Regions from separate parts of the Homo sapiens genome. Here region 1 is linked to region 2. A link is an interaction called in ENCODE POLR2A ChIA-PET data of the cell type or tissue named here. Cell type or tissue: HCT116. All regions are shown on one strand. Links, peaks and the distances in the headings refer to the core of each region. The heading gives the core; the rest is flanking DNA.

Region 1 (5,373 bases), core at 77-5,076, 96 kb before region 2:
TAAAATGATGCTTTTTGTATGCTTGACCATTTCTACCTTTGAAGTTAGTAATGTTTAAAACTTTGAGATATCCTAGTTTATTTAACTTAGTAAATTAGAATTCCTGTTTTACAATGTTAATGGAATTGTCTGTAGAGTTCAAACAAGCATAATATTTGTCTAAAATTGATATTCCTTATGGTTTCATATATCATGGAGGGGGACACTGAATGTCTCCATGTGATTTTATTTGAAAATTATCCAATGATTTCAGTTTTTAATATGTTTAAACAGTAAGCTTCATATCAATCTATTTTGAATTACTGGACACAGCCACTGAGACTTTTTAAAATTTACTCTTAGATCCGGCCTATGGTTTGTTGTTTTGAGCCAGGGTTTCACTCTGTTGCCCGGGCTGGAGGGCAGTGGCATGATCACGGCTCACTGCAGCCTCAACCTCCCCAGGCTCAGGTGATCCGCCCACCTCAGCCTCCTGAGTAGCTGGAACTACAGGCATATGCCACCATGCCCAGCTAATCATGCTCTTTTTGAGTGGGAGAAAAACAATCCTTTTATTTTATAACATGGGATCGCTTGTTGGTTTTTTTGTTTGTTTGTTTTTCTGAGACAGCTTGGAATGCAGTAGTGCGATCTGCAGCCTCGACCTCCAAGGCTCAAGAAATCCTCTCACCTCAGCCTCCTGAGGAGCTTGGGCCACAGGCACATGCTGCCATGCCCAGCTAATTCTGTTAATTTTTGTAGAGATGTGGTCTATGTTGCCCAAGCTAGTCTTGAATTCCTGAGCTCAAGGGATCCTCCCATCTTAGCCTCCCCAAGTGCTGGGATTAAAGGCATAAGACGCCACACCCAGCCGCCCAGCTGGCTTTTCCTTTTGTTTCTACAAAAATATTTTGTCTCTTTGTAAAAGGTTTTGTATCTGGTTTCCTGGATCAAGTTTGGACATCAGTAATTGGAGTCCTTTGCACATTCAACTACATAGATTTCTAACTTGTGGTAGATTCTACCTGTGGTTTCTACCGTGTGGTTCTAGAGAGAATTATCAACACTAGGCCGGGCGCAGTGGCTCATGCCTGTAATCCCAGCACTTTAGGAGGCCGAGGCAGGCAGATCACGAGGACAGGAGTTCGAGATCATCATGGCTAACATGGTGAAACCCTGGCTCTACTAAAAATACACAAAATTAGCCAGGTGTGATGGTGTAGGCCTGTAATCCCAGCTGCTCAGGAGGCTGAGGCAGGAGAATTGCGTGAACCCAGCAGACAAAGGTTGCAGGGAGCCGAGATAGCACCATTGCACTCCAGCCCTGAGCCCACAGTGTGTGACTCCATCTCAAAAAAACAAAACAAAACAAAAAGAAAACAAATAAACAGTAGAAATCATCTCCATAAAAATGATTCATTTACAAATCTTGTGGGTGGAGACTCTTTTCAGAATAATCCTTTTGGGGCCAGGCACAGTGGCTCACACCTGTAAACCCAGCACTTTGGAAGGCCAAGGTGGGTGGATCACCTGAGGTCAGGAGTTTCAGACCAGCCTGACCAACATTGCGAAACCCCGTCTCTACTAAAAATACAAAAATTAGCCAGCAGCTCACGCCTGTAATCCTAGCACTTTGGGAGGCCAAGATGGGCGGATCACCTGAGGTCGGGAGTTTGAGACCAGCCTGACCAACAGGGCAAAACCCCGTCTCTACTAAATATACAAAAAAAATTAACCACGTGTGGTGGCGCATGCCTGTAATCCCAGCTACTCGGGAGGCTGAGGCAGGAGAATCATTTGAACCCAGGAGGCGGAGGTTGCAGTGAGCCAAGATTGCACCACTGCACTCCAGCCTGAGCAACAAGAACGAAACTTCATCTCAAAAATAAAAATAAAAAAATAAAAACATTAGCTGGGCGTGGTGGTGGGCCCTGTAATCCCAGCTACTCAGGAGGCTGAGTCAGGAGAATTGTTTGAAAGAGAATCACTTGAATCCAGGAGGCAGAGGTTGCAGTAAGCCGAGATTTCGCCACAGCACTCCAGCCTGGGCGACAGAGCAAGACTCTGTCTCAAAAAAAAAAAAAAAAAAAAAAAAATTATATATATGCATATAAAAGAATAATCCTTTTGGGGTTTTACGTCATTTGTTCCTTTCTTCCTCTTTAGGTCATTTTGGTTATACATATTTTCTTCCAGATTGTCCTTTAATCAGGACATGTTTTTAACTCAGATATTTGTTATGCCTATTACTTTTTCAAGATTTCTCTACAAATTTGTATTTTAGATCAGTGGGGAAAAAATACACTATGTAGACCCTCAAACACCATGGGTTTGAACTTCGAAGGTCCACTTATATGCAGGTTTTTTTTTCTTCAACCAAACACAAATAGAAAATACAGTATTTGAGGGATGTGAAACTCAAATAAATACAAGCCCAACTTTTCATATACACAGTTCCGCAAGGCCAACTGTGGGATTTGAGTATGGCAGATTTGGGTATGAGGGTGATATGGTTTGGGTCTGTGTCCCCGCCCAAATTTCATGTTAAATTATAATCCCCGGCTGGCCGCGCTGGCTCACACCTGTAATCCCAGCACTTTGGGAGGCCGAGGCAGGTGGATCACCTGAGGTCAGGAGTTCGAGACCACCCTGGCCAACATGATGAAACTCCGTCTCTACTAAAAAAACAAAGATTAGCCGGACATGGTGGTACATGCCTGTAATCCAAGCTACTTGGGAGGCTGAGGCAGGAGAACTGCTTGAAGCCGGGAGGCAGAGGCTGCAGTGAGCTGAGATTGCACCACTGCACTCCAGCCTGGGCAACAAAGCAAGACTCCATCTCAGGAAAAAAAAAAAAAAAAAAAATTATAATCCCCAGTGTTGGAGGTGGGTCTGGTGGGAGGCGATTGGATCATGGGGGTAGGTTTCCCCTTTCGTGCTGTACTCGTGAGAGTGAGTGACTTATCATGAGAGCTGGTTGTTTAAAAGTGTGCAGCACCTCCCGTCTTTCTCTCTCTTCCTCCTGCTCTGGCCATGTAAGACATTCCTGCTTCCCCTTTGCCTTCCGCCATGACTGTCAGTTTCCTGAGGCCTCCCCAGCCACGCTTCCTGTACAGGCTGCAGAACTGTGAGTCAATTAGACCTCTTTTCTTTATAAATTACCCAGTCTCAGGTAGTTCTTCATAGCAGTATGAGAATGAACTAATACAAAGGGGTTGTGTCCTGGAACCAATCCCCTCCAAATATGAAGGGCTGACTTTATTTTATTATGGTACAAAGGCTAGTACAGTGGCTCCCACCTGTAATCCCAGCACTTTGGGAGGCCAAGGTAGGAGGATCGCGTGAACCTGGGAGCTTGAGGCTGCAGTGAGCTATGATCACACCACTGCACTCCAACCTGACCAGCAGAGCGAGACCCTGTCTCAAAAAAAAAAAAAGTAATAATAGGCTGGGGGAGGGGGCTCATGCCTGTAATCCCAGCACTTTGAGAGGCCAAGGCGGGCGGACCACAAGGTCAGGAGTTCAAGACCAGCCTGGCCAACATGGTGAAACCCTGTCTCTACTAAAATACAAAAATTAGCTGGGTGTGGTGGCAGGCATCTGTAATCCCAGCTACTAGGAAAGCTGAGGCAGGAGAATTGCTTGAACCCAGGAGGCAGAGTTTGCAGTAAGGAGAGACAGCGCCACTGCACTCTAGCTTGGGCAACAAATTGAGACTCCCTCTCAAAAAAAAAAAAAAGAAAAGAAAAAGTAATAATAAATGGTTGAAAATGTTTTCCTTCCCAATAAATTCATGGTTGCTATGAAACAGTAGCAAAAAAAATTAAATTCCTATATCTATTTTTAGAGAGTTTTCCAATAATTTCTCTTTTATATTGATTAGTGTCACCAGAGATTTGTCTATCACTTGTTTATTTTTCCAAAGATAAAATCTTTATTATTTTTCCTATCTTCCCTAGTAAGAGAGAAAATAAAACTCTTACAGCTATCATCTTCTAATATCAAGATAACATGAAAACTCCTGTAAAATGAATGGGAAGGGGAATATTCCAACTCTAATTACAAAATGAGAGCTAAGAACGTATGCAACTATATTATTTAGGACATGGATAAAACTGCTGTAATAGAGCTCCCAAAATAAAAGTGCTCTAAAAATTACTGATAAAGCCGAACGTGGTGGCTCATATCTGTAATCCCAGCATTTTGGAAGGCTGAGGTGGGTGGATCACTTGAGGCCAGGAGTTCAAGACCAGCCTGGGCAACATGGTGAAACCCTGTCTCTACTAAAAAATACAAAAATTTGTCGGAAGTAGTGGCTCATGCCTGTAATCCAGCACTTTGGGAGGCCGAGGCAGGTGGATCCTGAGGTCAAGAGATCAAGACCACCCTGGCCAACACGGTGAAACCCCGTCTCTACTAAAAATGCAAAAATTAGCTGGGTGTGGTGGTGCGCACCTGTAGTCCCAGCTATTCAGGAGGCTGAGACAGGAGAATCGCTTGAACCCAGGAGGCAGAGGTTGCAGTGAGCCAAGATCACACCACTGCACTCCAGCCTGGCAAGAGAGCAAGACTCTGTCTCCAAAAAAAAAAAAAAAAAAATTTGCCAGGTGTGGTGGTGCACACCTGTCTGTAGTGCTAGCTACTTGGGAGGCTGAGGCAGAAGGATTGCTCGAACTCAGAAGGTGGAAGTTGCAGTGAGCCAAGATCATGCCACTAATCCACAGCCTGGGCAACAGAGTGAGACTATCTCAAAAAAAAAAAAAAATCACCAATGATTATTTCTCATTAAAAAAATCCATGTGACTCCGAAGGAGTCAGAAAACTAGACTCCTAAATGAGTGCTCTAGCTGGGCTTGGTGGTTCACACCTGTAATTCCAGCACTTTGGGAGCCTACGGTGGGAGGATCGATTGAGCCCAGTTCAAGACCAGCCTGGGCAACATGGCAAGACATCATCTCTAAAAAACTTTTTTTTTCTCACGCCTGTAATCCCAGCACTTTGGGAGGCCAAGACGGGTGGATCACGAGGTCAGGAGATCGAGACAATCCTGGCTAACACGGTGAAACCCCGTCTCTACTAAAAATACAAAAAATTAGCCGGGTGTGTTGGCAGGCGCCTGTAGTCCCAGCTACTCGGGACAATGGCGTGAATCCAAGAGGCGGAGCTTGCAGTGAGCCAAGATCGCGCCCCTGCACTCCAGCCTGGGCGACAGAGCAAGACTCCATCTCAAACACAAACAAACAAACAAAAACACCCTTAGGTAATGATCACCAATGACTGCTGACATCTTTTTGAAAAAAAAAAAATAAGAAAACCAGACATCCTGTCCATCTATATGGCTGTACACGACATCACCTATGAGTAATCCTGGGGAAAAAAAAAAAAAAAAAACTT
Region 2 (5,373 bases), core at 223-5,222:
AGACTCTGTCAGAAAGAAAGAAAGAAAGAGAGAGAGAGGGAGGGAGGGAGGGAGGGAAAGAAAGAGAGAGAGAGAAAGATAGAAAGAAAGGAAGGAAGGAAAAGAAAGAGAGAGAGAAAGAAAGAAAGAATGAAAGAAAGGAAGGAAGGAAAGAAGGAAGGAAGGGAAAGAAAGAGAGAAAGAAAGGAAGGAAGGAAGGAAGGAAGGAAAAGAAAGAGAGAGAAAGAAAGGAAGGAAGGGAAAGAAAGAGAGAGAGAAAGAAAGAAAGGAAGGAAGGGAAAGAGAGAGAAAGAAAGAAAGGAAGGAAGGAAGGGAAAGAAAGAGAGAAAGCAAGCAAGCAAGCAAGCAAGCAAGAAAGAAAGAAAGAAAGAAAGAAAGAAAGAAAGAAAGAAAGAAAGAAAGAAAATTGGAGTGTTTCACAGCCCAGGGTCATTAATTTGGCCACCTGTCCCCTGGAAATCCGTAACTAAGTGACACCTTAGAATGAAAGAAACGCCTCATGGTGTGCACAGTGACCCATTGGCTTCAGGGCACTTTGCTCACAAAACACCCCTCCCCAAATAGAAGACTCTCCTGGGCAAGGTAACTCATCCCAGCTGGTGGCACAGGGCAGGACAGGGTTCAGTTGCTCCTGGCAGAGGCTGAGGGAACAGGGCCGGGGGAGGCCCCTGCTGTCCTTGTCTGAAGAGCCAGGATCTGCATAGCTCCCCACCCTCAGCCACCCCACCCTGGCTTCCCTGGGCCCCTTCTGAGATGCAGAGATGCGTTCTGGGATTGGCCACCATCCACCCCCAAGCCCAGACCATGGCACCATGCCCCAGGCTGCCTGCGGCCCTCTTCTTGACAGACTCGCAGTCAGGTCCCTGCAGCCTCCTTGGTGCTGACAAATGGCCCCCAGGAGGGTCCCTGGCCACTGCCCCAGAACCCACCATGGGCCCCGCGTCCTGGCCGCTGGCCAGCTCTGTCATTTATGTCCTTCTTGACCTTCGTGGGAGCGCCCAGGCTGCTCCATTCTGTCCTGAAACCTACACCAATGCAGAACGTCACTGTGGTTGGCAAAGTCACTCTGTTTGCTTCAGGTGGGCACCGCAGGCAGGGCTGAGGGCTGTGGCTGCCGTGTTGCCGGCAAAGGAGAAAAACCCGCAATTTGTTCAGACGAGCTCCTTTGCTTAAGGCTCTGGGGAGCATCTTTTCTGGTTATTTTCAGCTTTCTGCTCCTTTTGAGGAAGTTCAAGGGATCAGCTCCTGTCCCCACCCCCTGACTCCAGGGGTCAGACTGTGTCAGTGTTCTGGGGGTCCCTCTTAAGGAGGCACCCCAAATCTGGAAGAACCTCTGGGCTCCTAGAAAGATGAAGACACGTAGAGCTGTGCCCATCACTGGGCAGTTTCCATCAGAGAGGGCTTTGGGGCTTCGGAGCACGGGTCCCTCCCCAGGCCCTGTCCTCCAGAAGGATTTGGATGGGGTCATCGGAGAGAGAGAGCTCGTCCTACATGGCAGCAAGTGGCTCTTTTCACAAACTGTCCCTGCCCCTAGCTGGGCATAGTGGCACGCACCTGTAGTCCCAGCTACTGGGGAGGCTGAGATGGGAGGATCACTTGAGCCCAGGGTCTCGATCAAGGCTGCAGTGAGCTATGATCGCACCACCACATTCCAACCTGGGGGATAGAGTGAGACCCTGTCTCAAAAACAACAACAACAACAAAACAACAAAAACCAGTCTCTAGCCAGGCACAGGGGCTTACACCTGTGTAATCCCAGCACTTTGGGAGGCCAAGGTGGGTGGATCATCTGAGGTCAGGAGTTCAAGACCAGCCTGGACAAGATGGCAAAATCCCATCTCTACTAAAAATAGAAAAATTAGCCGGGCATGGTGGCAGGCACCTGTATCCCAGCTACTCGGGAGGCTGAGGCAGGAGAATCGCTTGAACCTGGGAGGCGGAGGTTGTGATGAGCTGAGATCATGCCACTGCACTCCAGCCTGGGCGACAGAGTGAGCCTTTATCTCAAAAAAAAAAAAAAAAAAAAAGAAAAGAAAAGAAAAGAAAAGAAAGATCACCTGTAACTGCCAGTGCCAGAGCTAACCTGGGGTTAACACTGCTGTGTGTTTCCTTCTGGTGACTTTTCTAACAGAGAGAGCCTGTTAGGAGCTGATTTATTCACATTAGTATGTAGCCCCACAATGATTGTGTGTTCTCCCTGCGTTACTAATGGGAATCTTTTTTTTCCAATCCCAAAATTGGAATCCATTGTCTGACAACACATTTGTGTGTTGGACAAAAGAGGCTGCCTGGAAAGGGTGCATGCTGAGTGATAGGAATGCAGGAGGTACTTGAGAGGCTTGAAACAGGCCGGGCGCAGTGGCTCACACCTGTAATCCCAGCACTTTGGGAGGCCGAGGCGGGCAGATCACGAGGTCAGGAGATTGAGACCATCCTGGCTAACACGGTGAAACCCCGTCTTTACTAAAAAATACAAAAAAATCAGCCGGGCGTGGTGGCAGGCGCCTGTAGTCCCAGCTACTCAGGAGGCTGAGACAGGAGAATGGCATGAACCTGGGAGGCGGAGCTTACAGTGAGCCGAGATTGCGCCACTGCACTCTACCTGGGCGACAGAGCAAGACTCTGTCTCAAAAAAAAAAAAAAAAAAAAAAAATTAGGTGTGGTGGCAGGTGCCATTAGTCCCAGCTACTCAGGAGGCTGAGGCAGAAGAATCGCCTGAGCCCGGGAGGCAGAGGTTGCAGTGAGCCAAGATCACGCCACTGCACTCCAGCCTGGCAACAGAGCAAGACTATCTCAAAAATAAATAAATAAATAAAAATAAAAATAAAGTCTGGAGACCACAGAGCAGGGTGTCTGAATGCAAGACCATGCCCACCCTGCTGGCAAGCATGGAGGACGGCGTGGAGCCAGGGTGGCATGTTCACTTGCATGCATGTGTGCACATGTGTGTAGACGTGTGTGATTCCTGGGCACGCAGTGTTGGAAAGATCACTGGCCTTTGTCCCAGACCAGGATTCCAGCCTGGGCTCTAAGTGGCCGTGTGGCTGCGGATGGATGGATGCAGAAGCCAAGCAGGCTATATCCTGCATTAATGTGGCCATTGAGCTAATGTCCGTGGAGTCATCATAGGTCCTGATCATTGGAGACATTGGATTTTTTATTTGTTTATTATTATTTATTTATTTATTTATTTATTTTTGAGATGGAGTTTTGCTCTTGTCCCCCAGGCCGGAGAGCAATGGTGCGATCTCAGCTCACTGCAACCTCCACTTCCCAGGTTGTCACCCAGGCTGGAATGCAGTGGCATGATCATAGTTCACTGCAGCCTCAACCTCCTGGGCCAGCAATCCTCCACCTCTGCCTCCTGAGTAGCTGGGACTACAGGTGTGCACCACCACCCCCGGCTAATTTTTAAAAATTTTTTAGAGACAGGGCATCTCCCTATGTTGCTGAGGTTGGTCTTGCACTCCTGGCCTCCAGCAATCCTCCTACCTTGGCCTCCCAAAGTGCTGGGATTAACAGGCTTGAGCCACTGCACCAAGCCCTGCCAATGTATGTTTTAAAGGGCATACTGTATTGTTCCTTCACACCCTATTCCTGCCTGGTGGGGTGCTTCCTCTCTCTGGCCACCCTGCGGTTTGTCCCGAATCTTCCCTCCTGCACAGGTGGGGAAGCCCTTCAAGGTCCACTCCACAGTTTTCTTGAGCGTGGGACACTTTACGATCCACAGATATTTGACAGGACCCGTGAATGGAAGGAAATAAAAGATTTTTCGTTCATTTTTGCAGACACAGTCACAGGATCCCAGAGGATGTATTTAGAATATGACATCTAAATATAATTTTCTCCTGGGTTGTTCAGAAAATTCCCATCATCTGCCATGCAGAACTGTGTAAAACCATTTTGCTCATGCAAACTCTGAACTCACTATTCTCACAGCCTCCCAAAGCCTGACCCTATCAGGCGCTCCCCTGTCTTTTTGACCAAGATTGCTTGTTTGATTTTGAACACAGTCATTTCCCAGGGAACCTGGCGATTTTCTGTCTCTTCCATTTAGGCCAACACCTTCCTTACTGCAGAAATAGGCCTTGGGGGCTCTTGCTTCCCTGTGAGTTCCCCGCCGTGCTCCGCAGCTACACTGTGTTTATTTTTTATTTATTTATTTTTTTGAGATGGAGTCTCTCACTCTGTTGCCCAGGCTGGAGTGCAGTGGCATGACCTCGGCTCACCACAACCTCCGGCTCCCAGGTTCAAGTGATTCTTCGGCCTTAGCCTCCCGAGTAGCTGGGATTACAGGTGCACACCACCATCCCCAGCTGATTTTCATATTTTTACTAGAGACAGGGTTTTACTATATTGGCCAGCCTGGTCTCGAATTCCTGACCTCAAGTGATCCGCTCACCTCGGCCTCCCAAAGTGCTGGGATTATAGGCATGAACCACAGTGCCCGGCCAGCTTCACTGTGTTAGCTAAGTCTTCAGGGACCCCCTCCCGTCATTGCTGTATTCCTTCTTAGCGGTTAGCAACTCAAATACACAGCCTACTGCCCCCTGACAAGGAAAGTGTGTGAACCAGGAAGACAGCCGTGGCTCCTCTGTCCTGTGTTCAAGTCCCCAAGACGACCAAGAGGAAGAGGAGGTGGCAAAGTGACAAGAGCAAAAGCACCAATACTAAGAATCTGGCCATTTCTGGATATCAAGCAGTAAACAGTTCAAAAGCTTCAAGTGCAGACCAGGTATGACGGCTCACACCTGTAATTTCAGCACTTTGGTGGCTGAGGCGGGAGGATCACTTGAGGCTAGAAGTTTGAGACCAGCCTGGGCAACATAGCGATACCTCATCTCTACAAAAAATACAAAAATTAGCCGGGCATGGTGGTGCACACCTGTAGTCTCAGCTACTCAGGAGGCAGAGGTGGGAGGATTGCTTCAGCCAAAGATTTCGAGGCTGGAGTGAGCTGTGATTGCACCACAGCACTGCAGCCTGGGTGACATAATGAGACTCTGTCTTTTTTTTTTGGAGCTAAGAGTTTGGGTCTGTCGCCTATGCTGGGATACAGTGACATGATCTCAGCTCACTGCAACCTCTGCCTCCTGGGTTCAAGTGATTCTCCTGCCTCATTTTTCCGAGTACCTGGGACTATAGGTATGTACCACCACGCCCGGCTAATTTTTTTGTATTTTTGCAATTTTAGTAGAGACAGAGTTTCACCATGTTGGCCAGGTTGGTCTCGAACCCCTGACCTCAAGGAATTCACCCACCTCAGCCTCCCAAAGTGCTGGGATAACAGGTGTGAGCTACTGTGCTTGACCAATAAAGCCTTTTTTTTTTTTTTTTTTGAGACAGGTTCTCACTCTGTCACCCAGGCTGGAG

What was found. Peaks named below come from ENCODE experiments on the same cell type or tissue, not always from the same donor. Only the 100,000 strongest peaks of a DNase experiment are listed, where the experiment ranks them.
Region 1: POLR2A ChIA-PET joins it to region 2 with 5 read pairs; 2 of 35 experiments call an interaction of 5 or more read pairs at or near these places.

Annotation. Positions count from the first base shown.
Region 1 is chr7:5,146,507-5,151,879 of GRCh38, forward strand. No RefSeq gene overlaps it. Among named protein-coding and RNA genes, the nearest start is that of WIPI2, 41 kb to the right of the region's middle. In HCT116, for the core only: no CTCF peak of the experiment used is centred there; no DNase peak of the experiment used is centred there; H3K4me3 peaks cover 312 bases.
Region 2 is chr7:5,242,528-5,247,900 of GRCh38, forward strand. No RefSeq gene overlaps it. Among named protein-coding and RNA genes, the nearest start is that of SLC29A4, 38 kb to the right of the region's middle. In HCT116, for the core only: no CTCF peak of the experiment used is centred there; a DNase peak (open chromatin) is centred at 2,618.